Linked DNA regions of Homo sapiens: region 2 is linked to region 1. A link is an interaction called in ENCODE POLR2A ChIA-PET data of the cell type or tissue named here. Cell type or tissue: GM12878. All regions are shown on one strand.

The links. Peaks named below come from ENCODE experiments on the same cell type or tissue, not always from the same donor. Only the 100,000 strongest peaks of a DNase experiment are listed, where the experiment ranks them.
Region 2: POLR2A ChIA-PET joins it to region 1 with 10 read pairs; 1 of 35 experiments calls an interaction of 5 or more read pairs at or near these places.

What each region holds. Positions count from the first base shown.
Region 1 is chr5:97,353,046-97,358,045 of GRCh38, reverse strand. No RefSeq gene overlaps it. Among named protein-coding and RNA genes, the nearest start is that of LINC01340, 150 kb to the left of the region's middle. In GM12878, a CTCF peak has its summit at 2,364; DNase peaks (open chromatin) are centred at 2,105 and 2,472; H3K4me3 peaks cover 1,972 bases; H3K27ac peaks cover 1,672 bases.
Region 2 is chr5:97,478,388-97,483,387 of GRCh38, reverse strand. No RefSeq gene overlaps it. Among named protein-coding and RNA genes, the nearest start is that of LINC01340, 24 kb to the left of the region's middle. In GM12878, no CTCF peak of the experiment used is centred here; no DNase peak of the experiment used is centred here; H3K27ac peaks cover 1,493 bases.

The sequences.
Region 1 (5,000 bases):
ATCTGGTGCAGTCATAGTGGCGGTGGCCACAGGGGTACTTGTGGCACTCCACCCCTAGCTGTAGGTGGCTCAGAAGAGAGAGAGACTCTGTTTGTTTACTAGAAAGTAAAGGAAGAAAACAAGAGTCTCCAAGGGGTAATGAGAAAATTCTCCCAGATCTTGCCCAAGACTATCAAGGTGGTACATCAGTGAGTCTACAATAACCACAGCGTTATTGGGCTTGGGGTGCTCCCTGAAGCAAATGCAGGTTAGATCACAAAACCCAAGTCCTTGAAAATATCTAGCAAGCATTCCCAAGAAGGACAGGTATAGACAAGCCCAGATAGTGAAGACTACAATAAATACCAAACTCTTCAATGTTAAGCCACTGAAGAAAATCTGCTAACATTAACACCATCCAGGAAAACATGACCTGACCAAATGAACTAAATAAGACACCAGGAACCAATCCTGGAAAAAGAGATGTGTGACCTTTCAGACAGAGAATTCAAAATGGCTGTCTTGAGGGAACCTCAAAGGAATTCAAGAGAAAACAGAGAAGGGATTCAGAATTCTATCAGATAAATTTAACACAGATGAAAATAATTAAAAAGGATCAAGCAGAAAGTATGAAGCAGAAAAATGCAACTGTCATACTGAAGAATGCATCAGAGTCTTTTATTAGTGGAATTGATCAAGCAGAAGAAAGAGTTAGTGAGCTTCAAGGCAAGCTATTTGAAAATTCACAGAAGAGACAAAAGAAAAAATTAAAAAAAAAGAAGCATGCTTTAAAGATATAGAAAATAGCCTCTATAAAAATAGCCTCAACAGGAGAATGGCGTGAACCTGGGAGGCAGAGCTTGCAGTGAGCCGAGATCATGCCACTGGACTCCAGCCTGGGTGAAAGAGCGAGACTCCGTCTCACCAAAAAAAAAAAAAAAAAAGCCTCAAAAGGGCAAATTTGAGATCTGACCTTAAAGAAGAAGTAGAGAAAAAGAAGTAGACAGTTTATTCAAAGGAATAAAAACAGAAAACTTCCCAATCCTACTGAAAGATGGCGGTATTTGAATACAAGAAGGTTATATGAACACAAGCAGACTTAATCCAAAAAGATGACCTCAAGGCATTTAATAATCAAACTCCCAAAGATCAAAGAAAGGATTCTAAAAGCAGCAAGAGAAAAGAAATAACATACAATGGAGCTCCAATACGTCTGGCACCAGACTTTTCAATGGAAAGCCAGGAGAGAGTGGCAAGACATATTTAAAGTGCTAAGGGGGGCGGGGGGAAAACTTTACCCTAGAATAAATATCTGGTGAAAATATCCTTCAAACATGAAGTAGACAAACAAAAGCTGAGGGATTTCATCAACACCAGATCTGTCCCACAAGAAATGGTAAAAGGAATAATTCAATCAGAGAAAAATAAGAATGTTAATTAGTAATAAGTAATCACCTGAATGTAAAAAACTCGCTGGTAATAGTAAGTACACAGAAAAATGCAGCACAGTGTAACACTGCAACTGTGATGTGTAAACTACTCTTAGATACAAAGACTAAAAATAGAATCAATCAAAAATAATAACTACAGCAACTTTTCAGGACACAGAAAGTATAATAAGATGCTGATAAAATCAACACAAAGTTTAAAAGTTGGGGGGATGGAGGGCGAAGTAAAGGTGTAGAGTTTTTATTTTACATACACTGACTCCAGGCTTCCCAGTGAAAGTGACAGCAACTCCAGCAAGGCAGGAGGTTGGACCTCTGTACATACCCCTTTGAAGGGGACTGAATCCAGGGAGCTGAGCAGTGACTGTCTCTGGGCCCTACTTCCACAGCACTACACAGGATAAGACCCACTGGCCTGGAATTCCAGCCAGCCACCAGAAATAGCATTGCACCTACCTGGGACAGAGTTCCTGTGGGGAGGAATGGGCTGCCATCTTTTCTGTTTGGGAGACTCAGCTGTTCCAGTCTTAGGGCTTTTGAGAGTCCAAACTGGCCAAGGGCAGAAGGAATCCCCCAGCACAGCACAGCTACTCTACCAAAACATGGCCAGACAGCTTCTTCACGTGGGTCTCCAATCTGTACCTCCTCGCTGGGTGGGACTTTCCAACTAGGGCCTCAAGCCACCCTCACCAGTGTTCTCAGGCCGATAGAGATTTGAATACACCCTGAGAGGAAGTTCCCAAAGGGAGGGGCAAGCCACTATCTTTGCTGGCTGGGTGACTTAGACATTCGAGCCTGTGGGCTTTGGAAATCTCAAGCTGACTGGGGCAGAAGTGGTCCCCCAGCACAGCAGAGCTGCTCTATGAAAGGCATGGCCAGACTGCTTCTTTAGATAGCTTTACCAATTATGTGTCTCCTAACTGGGCAGAACCTCCCAAACAGGTCCTCCAGCCACCCCTGCTGGTGTTCTCTATCTGACAGACATTTGAATTCTCCCAGGGATGGAGTTCTCAGGAAGAGGGGTGGCTGACACCTTTGCTGTTTGTGTGACTGAGCCATTTCAGTCTGTGGGCTTTGCAGAGTCCAAACCAACCAGGGTCAAAGGAGATACCCCAGCACAGCACAGCTGCTCTAACAAAATGTGGCCAGACTGCTTCTTTGAATAGGTCCTCAATCCTGTTCCTCCTGACTAGATATGACTTCCTAACAGGGGTCTCCAGCCACTTCTACAGGTGCTTTCAGCCAGCAACACCCCCATACCTCTCTGGGCTGGAGGTCCCAGAGGAAGGAGCAGGCTGCCTTCTTTGCTGTTTTGCAGGCTTCACTGATGATACCTCTGGGTGCTGAAAAAATCCAAGGCAACTAGAGATTGGAGCAGACCCCCAGCAGACCACAGCAGCCCTATGGAAAAGTAGCCAGACCATTAAAAGAAATAGAAAACAAAAATCCAAAGGTCAGCAGCCTCAAAGATTGAAGGTAGATAAGCCCAAAAAGATGAGAAAGAATCAGCGCAAGAACACTCAAAATTCAAAAAGCCAGAGTGCCCTCTTTCCTCCAATTACTGTATCACCTCACTAGCAAGGATTCAAAACTGGGCTGAGGCTGAGATGGCTGAAATGACAGAAGTCGAACTCAGAAAATGGATAAAAACAAACTTCACTGACCTTAAGAAGCACCTTGTAACCCAATGCAATGAAGCTAAAAATCATGATAAAACATTATATGAGCTGACAAACAAAATACAGTATAGAGAAGAATGTAACTGAGCTGACAGAGCTAAAAAAAAAATAAAAGAATTTCATAATGCAATCACAAGTATTAATAGCAGAATAGACCAAGTGGAGAAAAGAATCTTAGAGCTTGAAGACTGTCTTTCTGAAGAAGACAGACAGACAAGAATAGAGAAAAATGAAATGAAAAGAAATGGTCAAAACCTCTGAGAAATATGGGATTATGTAAAGAGACTGAATCCATGACTGATTAGTGTACCTGAAAGAGATAGGGAGAATGGAAAGTTGGAAAATATATTTCAGGATATCGTCCATGAGAAATTCCCCAACTTAGCTAGGCAGGCCAACCTTCAAATTCAGGAAATGCCCAGAACCCCAGTTACATTACTCCACAAGAAGATCATTTCCAAGACACATCATCCTCAGAATTTCCAGTGTCAAAATGAGAAAAAAAAAATGTTAAGGGCAGTTAGAGTGAGAGGCCAGGACACGTACAAAGGGAAGCCCATTGGACTGCCAGCAGTCCTCTCAGTGGAAACCCTACAAGCCAGAAGAGACTGGGGGCTAATATTCAAAATTCTTAAAGAAAAGAAATTCCAATCCAGAATTTCATATCTGGCCAAACCAAGCTTCATAAACAAAAAAGAAATGAGAGCTTTTTCAGACAAGCAAATGCTGAGGGAAATCGTTAGCACCAGACCTGCCTTACAAGAGTTCCTAAAGGAAGAACTAAATATGGAAAGGAAAGATCATTACCAGCCACTACAAAAACATGCTGAAGTACACAGACCACTGACACTATAAAGCAACCACGTAAACAAGTCTGCAAAATAGCAAGCTAACATGACACGATCAAATCTACACATATCAATACTAACCTTAAATGTAAATAGGCTAAATGCCCCAATTAAAAGACATGGAGTGGCAAGCTAGTTAAAGAATCAAGACCCATTGTTATGCTGTCTACAAGAGACTCATCTCACATGCAGTGACACACATAGGCTCAAAATAAAGTGATGGAGGAAAATCTACCAAGAAAATTGAAAACAGAAAAATGCAGGGGTTGCAGTCCTAGTTTCTGACAAAACAGATGTTAAGCCACAAAGATCAAAAAAGACAAAGAAGGGCATTCATTACATAATGGCAAAGGGTTCAATTCAACAAGAAGACCTAACCATGAGCACCCAGATTCATAAAGCAATTTGTTAGACAACTTCAAAGAGACTTAGACTCCCATACAATAATAGTGGGAGACTTTAACACTCCAATGACAATATTAGACAGATTATCAAGACAGAAAAGTAACAAAGATATTTAGAACCTGAATTCAGTTCTGGGTCAAATGTACATGATAGATATCTACGAATTCTCTACCCCAAAACAACAGAACATACATTCTTCTCATCAGCACATGGTACTGCTCTAAAATCAATCACATAATCAGAAGTAAAACCCTCCTCAGCAAATGCAAAAGAATTGAAATCATAACAGTTCCTCGGACCACAGTATGATCAAATTAGAACTCAAGACTAAGAAATTCACTCAAAACCATACAATTGCATGGAAATTGAATAACCTGCTCCTGAGTGGCTTTTGCATAAATAATAAAATTACGACAAAAATTAAGAAGTTCTTTGGAACCAGTGAGAACAAAAATGCAACATACAAGAATTTCTGTGACACAGCTAAAGCAGTGTTAAGAGGAAAATTTTTAGCACTAAGTGCCCACATCAAAAAGTTAGAAAGATCTCAAGTTAATAACCTAACATCACAACTAAAAGAACTAGAGAGCCAAGAGAAAACAAATTCAAAAACTAACAGAAGACAAGAAATGACCAAAATC
Region 2 (5,000 bases), 130 kb before region 1:
AGATGGCACAGTCAAATTAGTACACTTCGAGAAGAGTTTATTTATGAAAGGACTATTCACTAAGGGAATAGAGGAAGAATACAGGGTTACCAGCAGCTAAGGTGTTACCACCCCAAGGTCCAAAGGGACAACCAGAGGAGGGAGAGTTTTCCAGGACCAGTTTGGAGAGCCATGTAGAATGGCATGTTTGGAGAGAAAGAGGAACTTTCAGGTACATGACACAGCAAGAAATAGGCAATCTCCAGGGAGAAGCCAAGGGAATACACACCCCAACCTCACTTTCTGCCCTCACTCTGATCTCCTGCCACAACTCTCCATGGGCCAAACTCGACCAAAAGCCAGTGAGCTAGAAGTCCTGTTGATGTGTTCATTCAGTTCACCTTTCCAGGGCAGAGAGTAAGGTAAACAGTAGATAGAGTGTCCAGTACAGCATAGTAGACAAAGTTCCCAGGAGGAATTAGATAACCAATTTGCTTAGCTTTGTTCTTCCATATAAATACTCCACAACAAATATAATTCACTAAATTAATATCATTAATTTGTCAAAGATTTATTGAATGTTTAATGTGTACAAGAACATGCAGTAAGTTTTGGTGATACAAAAAAGAATGAGATGGGGTTTCTCCTCCCAAGTAGCTTACTGTGGAATGGAAGACCAACACAGAACAATGCAGAAAATGTTATAACAAACAATGTATAAAGCATTACATGTTTAAAATTTTTAAATACACTTGAATGTAGGAGGATACTATTAGTAAACCTATTAGTATACTTGCAAATTAATAGCACCTGTTTCTGTACACTCAAAATAACAATACTTCAGCTTGACTCTGAAAAAAAATACTAGTCACATTTAAATAATATAGGGTCTTTCATAACTAGTAAAACTAATTATTAATCAACAATTGGCAAAAACTGCAGAGAAAAATGCCAGAATAATCACTGCTCTAATACAAACTGGATTTTTACTGAGAAGTCACAAAGAAACAAAGTCGGTTTTATATTTCTATAAACATCACAAAATACAAATAAAAAAGATAACATTTACACAAACTTTTAAATGATCCTTGTTAGATTTATAAAGTAACAACAAAACCAGCAATTAATCATTAAAAATGATTTAATCTGCTCTACTCATATACATATTTAATTACATTCAATAATAAAATATTTTAAAAGAAACCCCAATATTTTGGTGTAAATAAGTTATTTACACCAGTGTAAATAAGTTATTTAACAGGATGTTAAACAAAGCTCTGTATAAAAACACAAAGCATATTCTATGAGTAGCTAATATGTTAAAACAGCATAATTGATAGTCTGTTCCAAAAACGACAATTAATATAAAAGGAAACATTGTTTCTTAAAACAGCCTTTAGTTAAATCCAATCCTGCTAATATAAAGAAGAATGCCTTATGAAAGTATTTGAGCTCAAACTTTATTTTAATAAAGAGGTAAAAGAGCTAACAAAATAGAATTCTGGTGACTAACATGAACTGTAACTTTATACTACAGAGGATCAAGAAAATCAATATCAAATTCTCCTCAGAAAAGCATCCATCTCTGTTTTTCCTTTGTTAAACCCTCCACACTTCTGCGTAGCATGTTGGAATATGTGCAGTAAAATTCAATGTCTTCAAAACAGTTTTCCTTTCGTTCACTGATAACCAAAGTTATCTGAACAAAGAAGTATGAGCAAAATTTCAGATAATACCACTGATCTATTGTCTTCCACAAGGGCTTAGGCTAAGTGCTTTCAAGCTTCCAACATCAGAAGCATGGAGGACAGACATTCGTAGAACCTTGAGTTCTACATTAAATTTACAAGTTGCTAATTTATAGTATGCCTTAAAAAGGCAGGGCAAGGTATCACATTAGTAGAAATCCCCATCAGGTCTTCATTGAGCTAATGAATAAAACTAAAAATCTGGGAATTAAATTAATTTGAGAGGAAATGTAGGGTAAATGTAGCATTTCCAGAATAAGCTAGATTGGTCTGCCAAATTTGATTACCAAACTCCTTCTGTATCTGAACATTAATATTCCTATAATGAAATAATTACACAGTTACAATAATCCAATAAATGGCAAGCAATAATGTTTATAAGGAATCAGAATGGTGGAGTAGGGAGGGCCTCAATTAGTGCAGGACCTTGAGAAAGGAAAAGAAGTTTTATTTGATGCAGAAATTGAAGATAATATGTATAAAAATAAGGAGTCATGAAAAAATACTTAAGGTTAGAGACTTGCAGTCTGTGTGTGTGTGTGTGTGTGTGTGTGTGTGTGTACATACAGGTATAAGGCAATAAAAGTATGAACAAAGTCAATCATTCATTTAGTAATTATTTACTCTTTACTGCACACATTGTGTTAGGTAGACACCCACTACTTAACAGTTAATTAGACAGACATGGTTCTTGTTTTCTTGGAGCTTTCAGTCTACTGTAGGATACTGACAAGTAACAGAATTCATTATAATGTCACATGACAGGTGGTATGATGTGTGTGATGTGAGACATTTGGGATCAACGGTAGCAATTGGAAGAGGCACCTAAAATAAACTGTGATGTTCGAGTAAAGCTTCCTAGGGGGAAGTGCAGTCAACTGATAATGAAAGTTCATATTGAAGTCAGGTAAAAGTGATGAAGGATGCTTTTTGAGACTGAGGAAACAGAACATGCCAAGGTCCTAAGGTGAGAGAACATGGCATTTTCTTGGGTTTGAAATTATTTTATCCTGAATAAAGCCTAGACATTGGAGAGCCAATAGTGGTAAAAATGAAACTGGAAAAATATGAAGATCAGCGAGGTTAGGACACTGAGGGCCTAGTATCTCTTAAGGCTGGGTGTACATAAGGAAAGGAGAAGTGTGAGAAGCCTTTAGTACAGAAAATAATAAGGTATGTGAGAAAGCCACAGCCTCTAGAGCTCTATCTCCTTACCTATGCAGTGAGCAGGGAGGGAACGTTTGACTCGATTTCTAAGAGGTATGATAAGCTCTGACACTCTGAATCCCTGCACTAGTAGAATGTGACAATAAAACCATACTGTGAAGCAAAGAAATATCCCTATAAAGGCAGAAGCCTGGTTATAAAATGATCTCTTCATTATAAAATCACAGACACATCAAATAAAGTTTTCAAGCATAGCAATCTGCATCGTTTACCCAGGATAAAGCCTCCTCTTAGTCAAATACACCAAGAACAGAAACCCAAAGGGGACCCATTAGCTCTGCATAAGTTAAGGTATGCCCGAAAAAACACAAGCTCAGTGCAAGCACTTCTGCTTAGCCACTGAAATAAGGAAATAAAAGAGTTTAGATTATTGCATTTTTGTTGTTGTTTGCAGAGTACTTCTCTATAAATAACTTTCCAGAGTTAAGCTGAATACTAAGAGTTTCAAAAATGTTTAATGGGTGGCTCTTAAGTACAAAAAACGTCAGGTAATGAGATGTGAAATTATCCTGGCACATTTAATTCCTTTGCTGTTACATGGTTTTGGTGTTTACTGAACATATGGAATACCTGGATAAAATGGTTTTTATGATAAATGCAATCAGATGTCACGTTGCAAGCATGCTTCTGTCATAATAAAAGAGACCCAAAAATTCTATGTGAATAAATTGCTGGTTTGAGAATCAGAAAACACTAGTTCTAGTTGTATTTCTCCTACTTGTTAGATGTGTGACACTGGACAAGTGACTTAGTCTCTGTTGGTTAGTTTCTTAGCTATAAAATAATGGAAATATGAATAGCACTGGAGTCAATTTCACAACTAGTTTATGAGCTTCCCTGGAAGCATGGATGCAAAAGTAGTTTTCAAATCCTAAAGTGTTTTACAAATCCACGAGATTATTATAGACACTGTACACTCACATCTGAACAAATTAAAAATACAGAAGGCATTTTCATTTCTGATTGAACCACAAAATAAGAATGGCACATGCTATCATAGGCAATATAAAAGAAGAAAGCACAAAGACTCAGTGTGGTCCTCAAAGTTTTTAGACTATTCAGAAGTAGAATGTTTCCTTCTAAGCACATAAGCATGATCCACACATCCAATTCCAGACAGCAACCCAGAGAAGCAGAAATGCCCACATGGAAATGCCACGAACTCTCTTCCCAATTTTCCCCTACAGCCCCGAGTAGGCTAGCCCACAGAAATCAGTACCCAGCAGCTCTTGAAAACTGAAAAATGTATAAAGGAAAGCTTTTACCACATACACTGGAAAAATAGCAAATAATTTCTAGCCTCAGGAAAATTAAAATATTTTAACCTAAAGCTATTGGTGGTGGTGGCAGCATAGTTTTTATCTCTCTGAATAATCCCTGAAATAATTTCTGAAATATATCATTTTGCTATCTTGTTGATAGATCAAGCAGTCAAATTAGATAGATCAACGAGGTAGCAAAACCCAAAACACAGAAGCAAATTTACAATTGCTAACAAAGTATCCCAAACTCCAAAATACAAGTAAGTAGTAATAAACCACTAACAGCCACAAAACCTACATATCAGTGACTATGAGGAGAAAACAGAGTGAAACAAAAAGGCCAGGGAATGACCTGAGAACAGGAGAACATCCATGTCCAATGAGTGTTTGCAGGAAGGCACAGTGGCCAACAGATAACAGCAGCTGAGTGATTATGTCCAAAACAATAACAGAGGCATGTAAGAGCCAAAGGTCAGCTCCACAATGTCTCAAGCAGCCTGAGCACCTCCAAACTCTCACACTAACCAGCCAGGGCTCTTTTCCAAAAGAGGACACTACACTGAGGAGAAACAGCTGGCAGTGGATTCAGCAATGGACAGGAAAAAGTCAACAGGGACAAAAGAGAAAGAAGATATAGATAAAAGTAAAGAAGAGAAAGAGAGCCAAGACAGAAAGCAAACCACCATATTTTAAAGGCGTGAAAACAAGAGAGGGAGTTTGGTGACATTATAAAAGCAATCCTGAACTAAAAGTTCCTTCTCTAAAAATTCACGGAAATCAATTT